Regions from separate parts of the Homo sapiens genome. Here region 1 is linked to region 2. Evidence: chromatin loops called from intact Hi-C (ENCODE). Cell type or tissue: endothelial cell of umbilical vein. All regions are shown on one strand. Region 1 overlaps ARID5B (AT-rich interaction domain 5B). Region 2 has its middle 88 kb from the start of LINC02621.

Evidence for each region. Peaks named below come from ENCODE experiments on the same cell type or tissue, not always from the same donor. Only the 100,000 strongest peaks of a DNase experiment are listed, where the experiment ranks them.
Region 1: a loop joins it to region 2, with 3 times the contacts of the local background. A loop is called at or near these places in 2 of 110 quality-filtered maps.

The regions. Positions count from the first base shown.
Region 1 is chr10:61,939,984-61,947,983 of GRCh38, reverse strand. ARID5B (AT-rich interaction domain 5B) reads right to left here. Exons shown (of 10, transcript NM_032199.3): 3 at 7,576-7,801. Among named protein-coding and RNA genes, the nearest start is that of ARID5B, 42 kb to the right of the region's middle. RefSeq lists an enhancer at 7,726-7,855. In endothelial cell of umbilical vein, no CTCF peak of the experiment used is centred here; DNase peaks (open chromatin) are centred at 4,203 and 4,663; H3K27ac peaks cover 1,507 bases.
Region 2 is chr10:62,167,567-62,175,566 of GRCh38, reverse strand. No RefSeq gene overlaps it. Among named protein-coding and RNA genes, the nearest start is that of LINC02621, 88 kb to the left of the region's middle. In endothelial cell of umbilical vein, no CTCF peak of the experiment used is centred here; a DNase peak (open chromatin) is centred at 3,576.

The DNA of each region.
Region 1 (8,000 bases), 230 kb after region 2:
ATGAACCTGGAATTCTAAGAAGCTTTCGTGGCTGCAGGAAACACTAGAAAATCCTCAGGTCAACAGTAATTCCAAATGAAAGGGTCTTAACTTGGATTGTGCCTTCATGAGTGATGGCAGTACAAGTACCTGGGCAGCATTATCAACGACCAGCTGTTGATTGGCTCAGACTTGGTCAGATTTCACAAAGACCTCTTTTCTAGCAGGAATAGCCAAGATGGCTGAGTGTAGACAGCATAAATGAATATTACTTATTTGAGCCACTTTTACTCACTCATTCTACCACTATTACAAGGCAATATTCAACTATTTAATTAGATGGTCAAGCCAAAATTTAAATTTCAAATGAAATGAATAATCTTATTCCTATGTGTTATAACCATATGTATTCCTAGTTTCTTAGAAAACATACTGGGTTGGACACAGTGGCTCACACCTGTAATCCCAGCACTTTGGGAGGCCAAGGCGGGTGATCACTTGAGTTTAGGAGTCTGTGACCAGCCTGGCCAACATCGTGAAACCCCGTCTCTACTGAAAAAATACAAAAATTAGCTGGGCATGGTGGCGGGCACCTGTAATCCCAGCTACTTGGGAGGCTGAGGCAGGAGAATTGCTTGAACCCAGGAAGCAGACGTTACAGTGAGCCAAGATCGCACCACTGCACTCCAGCCTGGGCAATGCAGTGAGACCCTGTCTCAAAAAAAAAAAAAAAAAAAAAAAAAGAAAGTAAGTGAGAAGATATACTGGTAATAAGCTGTTCTAAAACTCTGAATATCTTGGATGCAGATTCTTGTACTCCATCAAAAGTCCTTTGGGTTGTCACATTATAACGGCATGAGGCAATCTCTTGAAGAGTCATGTGGGTACTTGGAGAGTATCTCCTCCAATGTTAATTGGGCTATGATAAAATTCTTTAACGAATGCATGGTTAACACAACAATATTGTCAGAGAGAAAATCCTTTGGAAAGTATCTTTACAAGTCTTTGATAAGTCTCGTATGTAATTAGTTTCCATGTTGAACTTAAGGATACTATAAAGGCCAAATTATTATTATTTTTTTTTGAGACAGAGTCTCACTCTGTTGCCCAGGCTGGGGTGCAGTGATGTGATCTCTGCTCACTACAACCTCCTCCTCCTGGGTTCAAGCAGTTCTCCTGCCTCAGCCTCCTGAGTAGCTCGGACTACAGGCGCATGCCACCATGCCCGGATAATTTTTATATTTTTAGTAGAGATGGGGCTTCACTATGTTGTCCAGGCTGATCTTGAACTCCTGACCTTGTGATCCACCCGCCTTGGCCTCCCAAAGTTTTGGGATTACAGGTGTGAGCCACTGCGCCTGGCCCAAATTCGTTTTAGTTAGAAGGTTGCTCTGTAATGATTCTTCATGATATTCATGAATAGTATAGTGCAACAATATATTATTTAAGAAACTTCTCAAGTTGCAGTGTTAAGAAAAATAGTAGACTTAGGCCAGCAATCCAAGCAACAAATACCTTCAAAAGACTCTTTAATATACATACAAAATTTAAATCTAGAAAGGAAGGAAGGATTGTCCCAGTAAGAAGGATGTCTTCCAATCCTAGTAAATTCATTAGCAGTGAAAAGTCTCTATGACAAGATGTCTGCATTTAGCATGCTTCTTACAGACATTTATATTGTTTTCTTCAACAAAAAGTGAGAATCCTTCCCATGTCCACATCTCAGGAAGCTGCCTGACATATCAAACTCAAAAGTGATCTGAAACAACCATTTGCAATACGAGGCCTCCAGAATCTCCAAGCAAAAACTACAGCTAATTTTTAACCAAGAGTATTTGAGATATCCTATACAACTGGCCACTTATGGCTCAGTTTATTTTGACAGAATTTTCAGGAGGATAAAAGTTTATAAAATATAAATATATATTAATATATAAATATATAAAATGTTTATGTTATATGGTATATATTACATACATTTATTATTTGAAATAAATATATATTAAAATAATAGTCATATATAATATGTATTTATATATATACATATAAACAAGCAAAAACCTAAAGGACTTTTATAATAGTTTTCTATCGAGGGAGACAGTAATGAGAGTAAACCCTGTTCTAAATTACTAGAATGTGTGTGTGATTAGGGAAATTCAAAAGGGACAAATAAGCTAACCTTGTACCACATGGCTCCCTATCATACAGAACCTGCTTCTGATAATAATAATGTACTAATAATACCACTTTAGACTTCAGTATCACAAATGTTTCCATAGATATTAACTAATTTGTTCTCAGGTGGTCTTCTCAAAAATCCAATGAGAAACAGCCAGGTACATATTATTGCCCATTTTAGACAAAACAAAGCTGAATGTATAAACAATATATCATTTAAGAAACTTCTCAAGTTGCAGTGTTATGGAAAATGGCAGAGTGAAACCAGCAATCCAAAGTAAAATATAAACAACAAATACCTTCCAAAGACTCTTTAATATACACATAAAATTTAAACCTACTTTGAGCCATTTGGTTGAACAGTTGTGTTCTTTTCATGTCACCTTAGAGCTGTATAATAATATTTCACTTTATCTCTGCAGCAATGAAGTGAGTACAGATATTTTATTTTACATTTGAAAATCTCATTGTATTTTATCTTTTTTTGTGGCTGAGAATTAAGAATTCATTGCTCTCATTAATAAAAGTTATTTCTCTTCACTGAAAAAAATAAAAAACAAAAAATATATACACATAAAATTTAAGTCTAGAAAGGAAGGAAGGATTGTTCCAATAAGAGGCATGTCTTCAAATCCTAATAAATTCATGAGAGCACTCAGGTAAAAAATCATACAGTGTCTTCCAGTGACTTTTCCAGTGGTGACAGATCTACATGTAGAGCCAAGATTCTCCTGACAGCCCACCCTCTGCTCTTTTAACCCCACCATGCTGTTGACTCCCAAAAAGTACAGTGAAAGTCCCAGCAACAGAAGAAAGGGGGAAGCTACTCTTTCTCAATTTGATGGGACAGATTTAGAAACAGAAATTGAACTGAGGGAACCCCCATCATTAAATTCAGCCAGACCCCCACACATAATCTTTGGGTCTTTTTTCTCAGTTTCAGCTCAGACTCCTCTATCTTTTCTTTCTTTTTCTAAAGACACATTTGGAGATGAAACCATTCATAACTGCCCATCCACAGACAGTTTGTGGCAGCATAATTGACAATGAGTCTGCTGCAAAAAAATGAAAATGCTGTTTTAATAACCTTGGCCTAAAATACATTCTGTTGTATGCCTCAAAGGGCTTCAATAAAAAGTCAACCTGTAGAGACATATTTTCTTGGCTTAAACAACAATCCAAAGCATATAAATGTAGTCCAACTATAATGACATATTTATAGGCCAATAAAGCTTACACTGCAGCTTTCATACTTCGCTTAAAGGAACTCTGTAAGAATCAGTGTTACATAAAATAATTTGATTTTTTTTTCAAACTATAGCCCAAGGAATAAAAAAATGCAAGTTTGCTATGTTTAACTGATAGTGTTTATATTCCTTACTTACTAAAAATTTTGTAAAATGAAATAATTCTTCATTTGACTACTTTCAACTGCCATACCAAATATGGGTATCAAGTCCACTTTATTATAAAAGCTAAGTACTGTAATTCTAAAGACAAAAATAAATAACTAGAGGCTTGTGTGGTGAATGATTTAATCAACCCAATTCTTCTGGAAAAACAGGTTCTTGTGTTCATTATGCTTATGAATAATACATTCCTTAACCCTCCTATTTTAACATAGTTATTTTTCTTTTTTTTTTATAAACTTCAGTATGAAACAGTCTGAAAGAAGGTAAAATATCTCACTGAGTAAAGTCATAATTTGCATTGGTTTCATATTGAACTTTCTTTCTTTGAAAAGGACAAAGAGGAGGGAAGAGAATGAATGCACTTTACCACATTTCAGAAGTGTTTTTTAAGATTATTAGTTTTTCCACTATCCAGATCTGTAGTTTTAGTCATCAACCATTAAGAGTCTTAAATGAAAACTCTAGAGAGTTTTAAAAAGCAGAAAGATGACATCCTCAAATATTGTCTAAATGTGCTCCCTCAAGGGGGAAGGGGATAAAAAAAAAATGAAAGAGTTGTGATTTGAATCAGAGCATTTATTGGAAGCTGCCATGTGGGGCAGAGTTTCTCTTTGTGGAGTATTAATTTGTTGGCAGACACACATTTGTGAGAACATTCTTGTTTTTTTTTTTTACTATTCAGAGAGAGACAGGAAGTGACACAAACTGGAATTAAAGCGAACTTATTCTACCTAAACACTAAGCAAGAAAAGTGCTTTAATGAGCTTTTATATTTTAAAATCCCTTCTCTAAGAACCAATCTAATTATTTTGTTATTATTCATGTTTCAACATTATGAAATAACTCAGTTAAAAAACGATAACATGTTGGAGTTTTACTTTATCCATAGAAAGGTGAGATCTTTCCGTTCTTTGCTTACTTCCACCAGAAAAAAAGGGGGGGGGCCTCAAATAATCTCACAGTTCATCTTCTTTCTTTGGTAAGAACAATGAGGAGTTGGAAGGGTTCTACAGAAGGAAAAACCTAATAAGTGTGTGAATTTCCATTAACAATGTGGTATTGGAGGTGGTTTCAGTGTGACCAACAGAAAAGGAGATAAGAAAACCACTGCGGAGAAAGAAAAGTACAGACAACAAATATTTTGATGTTATAGAAGAGGCTGAAGAGAAAGTTGTGGGGACAGGAATGTGTACAGAAAATGACACCCCCTATCTCCTCAATATAAATCCTGACAATGTAGACTTACAAACCTTAGATTAGGCAGATAATGGAAACTCATTACATTAAGGAAAGTTTTTGTTTCTCTTTCCACATTATTACAACACAGTGTGCATTCCAATTACAAAAGCTATTTGTCTCAAATTCCCCACAGTTCATAGCAACTGAGTAGAATTTCAAGGCCCTAAATTCTATCCTTAAAGGGGTATTTTACATTAAAAATTTTTTAAGTACATGGTGTTTCTTGTGCCCCAGGAGAGAGCCTCCCAATCAACTCTCCTGTTGATCATTTTCCCTTCTTCAGCACTAATCATAAAGCTGTCTCCAAAATGAGACCAAAACAAACAAACAAAATCAGACTCAACCTAAAAGCCTTTTTTGTTTTGTTTTGTTTTGTTTTTGAGACAGAGCCTCGCTGTTGTCGCCCAGGCTGGAGTGCAAAGGTGTGATGATTTCGGCTCACTGCAACCTCTGCCTCCCAGGTTCCAGCAATTCTCTTGCCTCAGCCTCCCAAGTAGCTGAGATTACAGGCCCCTGCCACCACACGTGACTAATTTTTCTATTTTTAGTAGAGATGGGGTTTCACCATGTTGGCCAGGCTGGTCTTGAACTCCTGACCTCAGGTGATCCACCTGCCTCGGCCTCCCAAAGTGCTGGGATTACAGGCGTGAGCCACCGCACCCGGCCAGGAACCTTTTTATCAATACACATTCATTGGCCTTTCCTTACTCCTACTGAATGAAGAATCTAGAAAAGCTGGTCTCAGTAATCAGTATTGTTTTTTAAATTTCTTTCTTGAGTCTAATAAGCAACTAAATTTAAAAACCACTCATCTAGATTTTCCAGGCCAAACCACCTGCAAGTACTGTGAATATTCACTATAAACCAATTTCTTCTGGAATCAACTGCAAAAAGGTAGAATATGGACCTTCTTTTTTTTTAGAATCCAAGAGGATCAACCTTTTATTTCTTTGGGTGGAATTAAGAAATTAGACTTATTTTCCTGTTCATTAATAAATTATCCATTTTAAACACAATTTTAAACATAAACCTTGCTATAAATACTCTTGTTTATATGTGTGACATCAAGCTTAACCATCTACACATCCTTTTGTCCCCTGTGGGTTTCCTGTTTAATTTTTTATTAGTAACAGTATATTCCATAACACACACACACAAAATTAAACAAACAAAAGAAAGGTTTTAATGTTAAGGAAAACATAAGACAATGGTAATACAACTTAGATCATACATTAGGAAAGTAACACAACAGATGTATTATTCAGCATTACCGCAAGTCATAAGACTAGTTATTGTGTGTTCACAAAACTGGGGGGTGTAACAGTATATATAGGAAGATTATCAAAAAACTCTTTGGCTTTAGAAGGAAAACCACTAGTCTAATAATTGTCTCTAAATGTGCAGGTGACAATCAGGCTGCCATATCTAAAATGTTACTGTCTGACATCAACCAAAAGATGCCAGGAAACCGTTGATAGTTAAACTCAAACTGCAAGAAAATATTAATGCTATTCCCAAAACACAGCACAGCTCATCACAAACCAGGGTCACATGAAAGCCACAGTCAGTTACTGGTGTTATTCAGTCTCTTTATGCCAATTAAAATAAATTGCCTAGGTTTGTTGTAATAGTTAAGTTCTGGGTTTAAAAAAAAAAAAACCAGGAAGTTGTCACATTAAGGCGTAAAATAGGACTGCAAAAATCAGCATTGTGCGCAAATGAAAGAAAAAGATGCCTTAATATGTTAAAGTGCAGTTCCTCTTTGCCTAAAGAGGAAATAACTAGTCTAAATCAGAGGACAACAATTTTCGTCTTGGGCAATGCTAGGAGAATAAATCAGTGAATGACACGGGAATACAAACAGAAGAAAAAAAAAAAGCAATGAAAGGACACAAAATGTCACTGGAGAAGAAAGTGTTAAGAAAAAGCAATAGAACTAATTATGAAGCCCCTCCTTTATGCCAGTCAATGTGCTCTACCCCTTCTATCTCACATCTCACAATAACCCTGTAAAGTTCCCCTATTTTTTAGATGGGGAAACTGAGGCTTAGAAGTTAAATTATTTGCCTAAGGCCATACAGCTAAGAAGCAGCAGAGTTAGTATGTAAACACCAATCAGCACAACTACTCCAAAGCCCAAGTTCTCCTTTAAACTTACAGTGGAAGAGGGAAGCAAAAAAAAAAAAAAAAAAAAAAAAAAAAAAAAAAAATATATATATATATATATATATATATATATATATATATATATAGTTGATGGTACCACTGAACACTAAAAGATCAAGCAAACCTATGCCATTGGTTGCCAACCAGTGGATCCCCTGGCTTGACATTGTTCTCTTGCTCCACATTGAGGAACTCATCCCTTTTCCTCAGTTTGTTTTCCACTCAATGTAAAACATGAAATTGGGACATGGTGTTAATAGATGTCATACTACATACTTATAGCAAGTATTTAAACTCTTCATTAATTCAATTTTAGGTGCTCTAATTAAATTGTATGCCTTGACATCACACTGAAAATTGTTTAGAACCACTGTATCACCCCAGCACAAGGGTCCATACATAAAAGGTCCTTTGATCCAACAGGTAACACTCATCCCTTACCCATCCAGTCATCTCTCCATCCATATTCTTAGGACCCTTTGAGGTTAAAGAAATTTGAAATACATTTATATATAAATGATAGTGTTTCCAGAAAAATCTTCAACCGAAAAGTTACTATATACGCCCACACATTAGATTTAAAATTACAAGTCATATTTACCCAGGTCTGCCTTCTCCTTGAGAACGTCTTTGAAGTTGAGTCCACTGTTTAGGGTTGACTGCCTGTACTTCAGCAGAGCTTCCTTCTGTCCATTCCTTCCCAAGGCCTCAGTTTTCACTGGTCCAGCGTGGAAGCCACATCTCCACTTGGAGAAATCAGAATGTACCCACTTGACCAGGTCTTCAAGCTTCACAATCACCTTTTCGGAAACAGCAATGACTTCATCCTACAAGAGGTGGTTGGGGAAGAACAAAAAACGTTATTTATAGGTTTGAGGGAAATGATCCACTCTCCACAAGGCCCATCTGAAATGCCATGTGAGTGGTTTAACCTAATGCAAGGAGACTGTGTGCATTCTGGTGACACAGAATCTTTAGTAACTCACTTCATTTCAATGGTTTTTCACTGCTAGTTGTTTAGTTAAG
Region 2 (8,000 bases):
TAAAATTTTATTCAGCGTTTTTGCTTACATGTTCACGAGGGATTTGAGTTTGTAGTTTCTTTTCTTGTATGTTTTTGTCAGATTTCAGAATCAGGCTAATGCTGACCTCAAAGAATGAGTTGCAAAATATTTCATCCTCTTCAATTTCCTGGAAGAGCTTGCCTAAACTTGGTATTATTTTCTCTTTAAATGTTTGATAGCATTCATTAGTAAAGCCATCTGGGCCTGAATTTTTCTTTCTTTGAAAGTTTAAACAAAAAATTTAATTCCTTTAATAGGTGTAGAGCTATTTAGTTTATCTATTTATTCTTGAGAAATCTTTAGCCGTTTGTATCTTCCAAGGAATTTATACATCTCTTCTGGGTTTTCAAATTTACTAGCATAACATTGTTTGTAATATTCCTTTATTACCTTTTTAATATCTGTAGACACTATTGTAGTGTCACCTCTCTATCCTTATATTGGTAATTTCTTCTCATTTTTTTCCTGACTATTCTGGCTAGAGGTTTATTAATTTTATTGATCTAAAATATCAGTTTTGATTTTATCAACTTTCTTTATTTCTTTGTTTTCAAGTTCGCAGATTTCTACTTGCTTTCTATGCTTTCTCTTCTGTATACATTGGATTTCATTTGTTTTATGTTTTCTAGTTTTTTAAGATGGAAGCTGATTTGAGACTGCTCTTCTTACCTACTACAGGCACTTAGTGCATCAGTTCTCTCCTGTGTTCAACTTTAGCATCATCCTACGAATTTTATTCCTCTGTGTTTTCATTTTTATTCCATTCAAAACACATTTTGGGGTTTTTTTGTTTGTTTTTTTGAGATGGAATCTCACTCTGTCACGCAGGCTGGAGTGCAGTGGCACAATCTCGGCTCACTGCAACCTCTGCCTCCCAGGGTCAAGCGATTCTCCTGCCTCGGCCTCCTGAGTAGCTGGAATTACAGGCACATGCCACCACGCCCAGCTAATTTTTGTATTTTTAGTAGAGGTGGGGAGTCATCATGTCGACCAGGCTGGCCTTGAACTCCTGACCTCAAGTGATCCACTCACCTCAGCCTCCTAAAGTGCTGGGATTACAGGCGTGAGCCACCGCACGTATCCTCAAAACACTTTTAAATTTTCCTTTCGGCCAGGCGTGGTGGCAATCCCAGCACTTTAGGAGGCTTAGGTGGGCAGATCACGAGGTCAAGACATTGAGACCATCCTGGCCAACATGGTGAAACTCCGTCTCTACTAAAAATACAAAAATTAGCTTGGCATGGTGGCACAAGCCTGTAGTCCTAGCTACTTGGGAGGCTGAGGCAGGAGAATCACTTGAACCCAGGAGGCGGAGGTGGCAGTGAGCCGAGATTGTGCCACTGCACTTCAGCCTGGCATCAGAGCGACACTCCATGGTGAAAAAAAAAAAACCAATTTCTTTTTTTTTTTCATTATACTTTAAGTTTTAGAGTACATGTGCACAACGTGCAGGTTTGTTACATATGTATACATGTGCCATGTTGATGAGCTGCACCCATTAACTCGTCATTTAACATTAGGTATATCTCCTAATGCTATCCCTCCCCGCTCACCCCACCCCAAAACAGGCCCCAGTGTGTGATGTTCCCCTTCCTGTGTCCATGTGTTCTTATTGTTCAATTCCCACCTATGAGTGAGAACATGCGGTGTTTGGTTTTTTTGTCCTTGCGATAGTTTGCTGAGAATGATGGTTTCCAGCTTCATCCATGTCCCTACAAAGGACATGAACTCATCATTTTGTATGGCTGCATAGTATTCCATGGTGTATATGTGCCACATTTTCTTAATGCAGTCTATCATTGTTGGACATTTGGGTTAAGCAATGGCAACAAAAGCCAAAATTGACAAATGGGATCTAATTAAACTAAAGAGCTTCTGCACAGCAAAAGAAACTACCATCAGAGTGAACAGGCAACCTACAGAATGGGAGAAAATTTTTGCAATCTACTCATCTGACAAAGGGCTAATATCCAGAATCTACAATGAACTCAAACAAATTTACAAGAAACAAACAACCCCATCAAAAAGTGGGCAAAGCATATGAACAGACACTTCTCAAAAGAAGACATTTATGAAGCCAAAAGACACATGAAAAATGCTCATCATCACTGGCCATCAGAGAAATGCAAATCAAGAAAAATTTCTTTCATCCCTTCTTTTATCATGAGTTATTTAGAAGAGTGTTATTTAATTTCTAAATATTTGTAGATTTTCTAAAGATCTTCCCGGTATTGATTTCTAATTTAATACTGTTGTGTTAGAAAACATACTATCTGTGGCTTGAATTCTTTTCAAAATATTCAGATCTGTTTTATGGCCCAGAACGTGGTTGTCCTTGTAAATATTTCATGTGCACTTGAAAAAAATGTCTAATTTGCTGTTATTAGGTGGAGTGTTCTTTAAGTATCAATTAAATTCAGTTGACAGATTGTGTTGTTCAAGTCTTCTATATACCTACTGAATTTTATCTACCTGTTTATTATTGAGAGAGAGGCATTAAAATCACCTCGAATTATAGATTTATTTTTCCTTGCAGTTCTATCTGTTTTTACTTAATGTCTTTTGAAAATCTGTTACTAGTTCATTAGTATTTAGGATTTTTATGTTCTCCTGATGGACCAATCTCTTCATCATCATGAAATGACCTTCTTTCTCCCTGGCACTATTCTTTGCTCTGAACTACTTCCTCTGATACTAACATAGCCTCTCCAGCTTTCTTTTTCTTTCTTTTCCATGTAATACCATGGTTATCTCTTTTCATCCTTTTACATTTAACCCCATTTGTTCTTTGTATTTAATGCAAGTTTTTTGTAGGCATTATACAGCTAAGGTCTTGTTTTTTAATATGACAGTCTCTGCTTTTTAATTGAGCTGTTTAGATCATTTATGTTTAATGTGATTATTGATGTGATTAGGTTTAAATCTATCATCTTGCTGTTTTCTATTTGTCCCATCAGTTCATTGTTCTTCTTTTTCTGCCTTTTTCTGGATTAACTAGGCTTTTAAAATTATTTCATGTATCACCCTTATTGCCTTTTTAAGATCCAACTCTGTTGTTTTAGTGGTTTCTTTAGGGTGTACAGTAAAGGCCATCTTGTTAGATAAGCTTTGCGGTTTCTCTATTGTGTTACTACCTACCTCCTAAAACTTTCACAGGAACATTTTTACTGTCTACTCTGTACCACGTACTTTTCAACACTTTAAATACATCAGGTCATGTAATATAACAATACTACGAGGATGGACTGTTACTCCTATCTTACACATGTGAAAACTGAGACCTAACAGGTATACTGACACTTGCTCGTGGTTACACAGCTAGTAAATGGTTGAGTTTGGATTAAACTCCTCTTTCCTTAGCCCTGGATCTCTGAGTGTTAGTAAGTTTATACTGGTGATGACAAATCAGTACTATATGTGGTAACTGCCTCCTCTGAAAATTTAGTTTTGTGTTATTGCTTTTATTGTTATTGTTTTAATTCACAAACCTGTTTGTGGTAACTTAAGCATTAAGGATTTCCTTGCATTTTTAATTTTATGTGATTTGGAAAATTGCCATACCACATGGCTCATTGCATGGCCCTCTCAGTTCCTGCAAAGTAATCCATCAAACAGAAACCACGGCATTTATTGTTCTAAATAGTCTTCCACTGGGTATAACATTGAACTCCACCAGCTCTGAGGGTTGTTTTCGTTTGTTTGCTTTTTTTTTAACCAACTTTACCAGTCTGAGTGTTTTAATTCTCCCCTAGAACTGATTACTAAAAAGTTATAATTTATCGTTTTTAAAATGTGATGTTTTCCCACTTAATATGGATGTATATTTCCTTTTTTTGTCAAGAAGATAATATACCAAAATAATAAATTGCTCTAAATTGCTCAGTGATTTCAGTTAATGTGAATCCATGTTTAGCAGGTTGGCATATAACAGTGGTTATCAAAGCGTGGTCCACAAATCTCTGGTGGTAGGGGCAGGTAAGGGGTGTGTCTCTGACACCTTTGGATGATCTGAGAGGGCAAAACTATTTTTATAAAAGCACTAAAAAGATTGGGAGGCCGAGGCGGGTGGATCACGAGGTCAGGAGATCGAGACCATCCTGGCTAACACGCTGAAACCCCGTCTCTACTAAAAAATACAAAAAATTATCCGGGCATGGTGGCAGGCACCTGTAGTCCCAGCTACTCAGGAGTCTGAGGCAGGAGAGTGGTGTGAACCCGGGAGGCGGAGCTTGCGGTGAGTGGAGATCGCGGCACTGCACCCCAACCTGGGCGACAGAGCGAGACTCCGTATCAAAAAAAAAAAAAAAGTCACTTGCATTCTTCATTATGTTGACATTTGCACTGATGATAAAAAGGCTATATTGGATAAAACTTTTGGTGCCTTAGCAGAAACGCCAAGGCTATATTAGTAGTCATATTCTTCACTGAAGTGCACTCAAAGGGAAAGAAAAAGACAGTTTTATTTAATATCCTTGATGGAACAGTTAAAAATCATTAATTTTATTGAACAGTAACCCTTGATTACATGTTTTTAATATTCTGTGTGGTGAAAGAGGAAGTATGCATAAGTATTTCTTCTGCATACCAAAGAACAATTGTTTCAAGGAGAAGCACTTGTGTGGTTGCCTGAGTTGTGAGCGCAACTAACCTCCTTTAAAAAAAAAAATAGAAACTTACTTTTACTTGAAGGTGCAACTGACAGACAACTTATGGCTATTTATACTTGGATATTTGGCAGACATTTTTTAAAAAATGAATGAAGTCAGCCTGTCATAAGACATAAAATTGACAGTATTTGTTGCCAATGCTAAAATGTATTCTTTCAAGTGAAAATTAGAACTTTAGAAAACTTGTATCTGTCACCATGAATGTGACAGCTTCCTAATACTTAAAAACTCTTCTGATAAATTGATAGTGATATTAGAAAATATGATTTTTTACGTCGCATAATAAAATGTATCAACATTTGGAAAATCTCTATAACTCAGTCAGCCAATATTTTCCAAATGGCCAGTGCATGATCATGCCTGAATAAAAGTGCAAGATAAACCAATGGATACTACTGTAACAGAGTACAAAATGTTAGTTGATATGATCTCAGATTCTGTATTACAACTATTATTTGTCAGACTTTGGTATAGTAACAAAAAAGAATATCTATGATTATATGAAAAGGCTACTAAAATACTCCTCCCTTTCCCAAATGCATATCTGTGTAAAACCAGTTTTCTAAATATATTCAGCCAAAATAACATATCACAACAGAGTAAATGCAAAAGCAGATATGAGAGTACAGCTATTTCTTATCAAGCCACTCATTAAAGAAACTTGCAAAACTGTAAAACAGTGCTACTTTTCTCACTAATTTCTTTTTATTTTGGAAAATATTTATGTTTATTATATATATATATATATATATATATATATATATATATATATTTTATTTTTATTTTTTTCCTGAAACGGAGTCTTGCTCTGTTGCCCATTCTAGAGTGCAGTGGCAAGATCTAGGCTCACTGCAACCTCCGCCTCCTAGGTTCAAGTGATTCTCTTGCCTCAGCCTCCCAAGCAGCTGAGATTACAGGCATGCACCACCACACCCTGCTAATTTTTGTATTTTTAGTAGAGACAGGGTTTCACCATGTTGGCCATGTTGGTCTCGAACTCCTAACCTTAGGTGATCCACCCACCTCGGCCTCCCAAAGTGCTGGGATTATAGGCATAAGCCATCACACCCAGCCAAATATATTTATTTTAAATAAAATTTATATCAAGCCAGGCGCAGTGGCTCACGCCTGTAATCCCAGCATTTGGGAGGCCGAGGTGGGCGGATCATGAGGTCAGGAGGTCAAGACCATCCTGGCTAACATGGTGAAACTCCGTCTCTACTAAAAATACAAAAAATTAGCCAGACATGGTGGCGCGTGCCTGTAGTCCCAGCTACTCAGGAGGCTGAGGCAGGAGAATCGCTTGAACCCTGGTGTTGCAATGAGCTGAGATCGCGCCACTGCACTCCAGACTGGGTGACAGAGCGAGACCCCATCTCAAAAAATAAAAAATTATCTCAGTATTAACATCATGGGTTTATTATTTTTAATGGATTAAAATTAAATGGTTTTAAATTTCTCAGTTTTAATTTCTAATATGGTAAATGTTGGTAACTATAACCCCATGCTTTTCAGGGTCCTCAGTAATTTTTAAGACTATAAAGGGATTCCGAGAAAAACAAGTGTGAGAACTGTTGGTAGATTCTCAGCTCACACTGATTCCTTTTCTCTGATAACTGCTCTTTCTCCCTCTATCCATGAAGGATATTGGAGGATAGCCTAGGTTATTGTTTTACCTAGGCTATCATCCTTCCTCTCCTCCCTGGATCAGTGTATTGAGGGATAGAAGGGTTAATGGGTAGCGGTATGGGGTGTGGATTTTGACCCCAGCAGGGCCTATCTTACTCTCCCCTTACAATTCAAGTAGGGTCAAAAGCGTGTTAATGTCTATCTAAAGCCTGACCCCATAGTGTATGATGTAAATTACATAAAGGGTCCAACTTCCCACGTAGTGGAGAGAACAAGAGGGGAAGTTGGTTTGAAGACTGTGAAGAGAATAAAGCAGATACACGAAGAGGGGAAAAGATGAGAGACAGACAGAAAAGCACAAATTTCTAGGGTTTCCCAGATCTCCATTCTTTGGTTCTAGTTTATGCCTGAAGATGGGCTTGAGTTCTATAAAAGAGCCCAGTGTCACGTTACTAAATATTATCTTTTCCTTTAGCCAGTTTGAGTGGGTTTCTTTTACTTGCAACCACATTGAATCACTTATAGTTAGGTACCACCTGCCTGCCTGCTGCCGTTGCTCACACCCGTAATCGCAGACCTTTGGGAGACCATGCCAGGAGGATCGCTTAAGTCTAGGAGTTTAAGACCGGACTTGGCCACATAGCAGAAAAAAAAAAAATAGCCTGGCTTGGTGGCACTCATCTCTAATCTCAGCTACTTGGGAAGCTGAGGTAGGAGGATCCTTTGATCCCGGGCAGTCGCGGCTGCAGTGAGCTATCATGCCACTGCGCTTCAGCCTGGGCAACAGAGCATGACCCTATCTCTAAAAAACATAAAAATAAACTAAAATATGGTAAGGTAGGACATATGTGATCTGTTCTCAACCTTTGTAAGGTTTATGATGTGCCATACATTTTAGGGTCTTATCAGCTAGAAATACAAGACCAAGGTTTTCTGGAAATGCAAAGATACTATTTTTATATTGAAGTTAAAAAAGAATTACCATAGGCTACACATGGATTAATTACTATCTTCAAAGAATTAGAACTCTATCAAACATTCTTACCAGAAAATTATGCTGAACAAAATTTAATCTTTCTGTGACTGTTCAAAGGAATTTAGAATCTTGTAATGCTCCAGGGACATTACCATTTTATAAATTGTACAAAAAATTCTCATTATTTCAGCTTTCTGGTAGTTTGGATTCAGAATAAATGAGAATTTACTGTAATACTTTGAATTATTAAGTTCTGGGGAGTTCAAAGTACTACTTCAAATATACATGCATTATATCACTTATCTTTTTTAACAGAATAATGAAATTTACAAATGGAAACAGTAGTGGGTGGATTCAGGATACAAAGTCATGTTTCTCGATGTTCTAATGAATAATTCTTACATTTGGCTATTTTGAACTGATCTCTCTTTTCCATTTCAAAATATAGTCTCTTTTAAGCTAAAGACCAAATAGGGCTAAGGCCAGCAACAAAGAATTCAAGCTATAATTGTATTGTATTATTATTTATGTATTGATTTGATTATAGGTTTCAGCTCATACATTTTCAGGTGAACCTAGATCCTCAATTTATTTTCACGAAAGAGAAAAACTCAAACATAATGGTAAAAAAAAATCAGATGCATTTACATATGCTTCTGGCTTTCATCAAGCAAAAAATATAGTTTAAAATGTATAGAAAAAAAGAA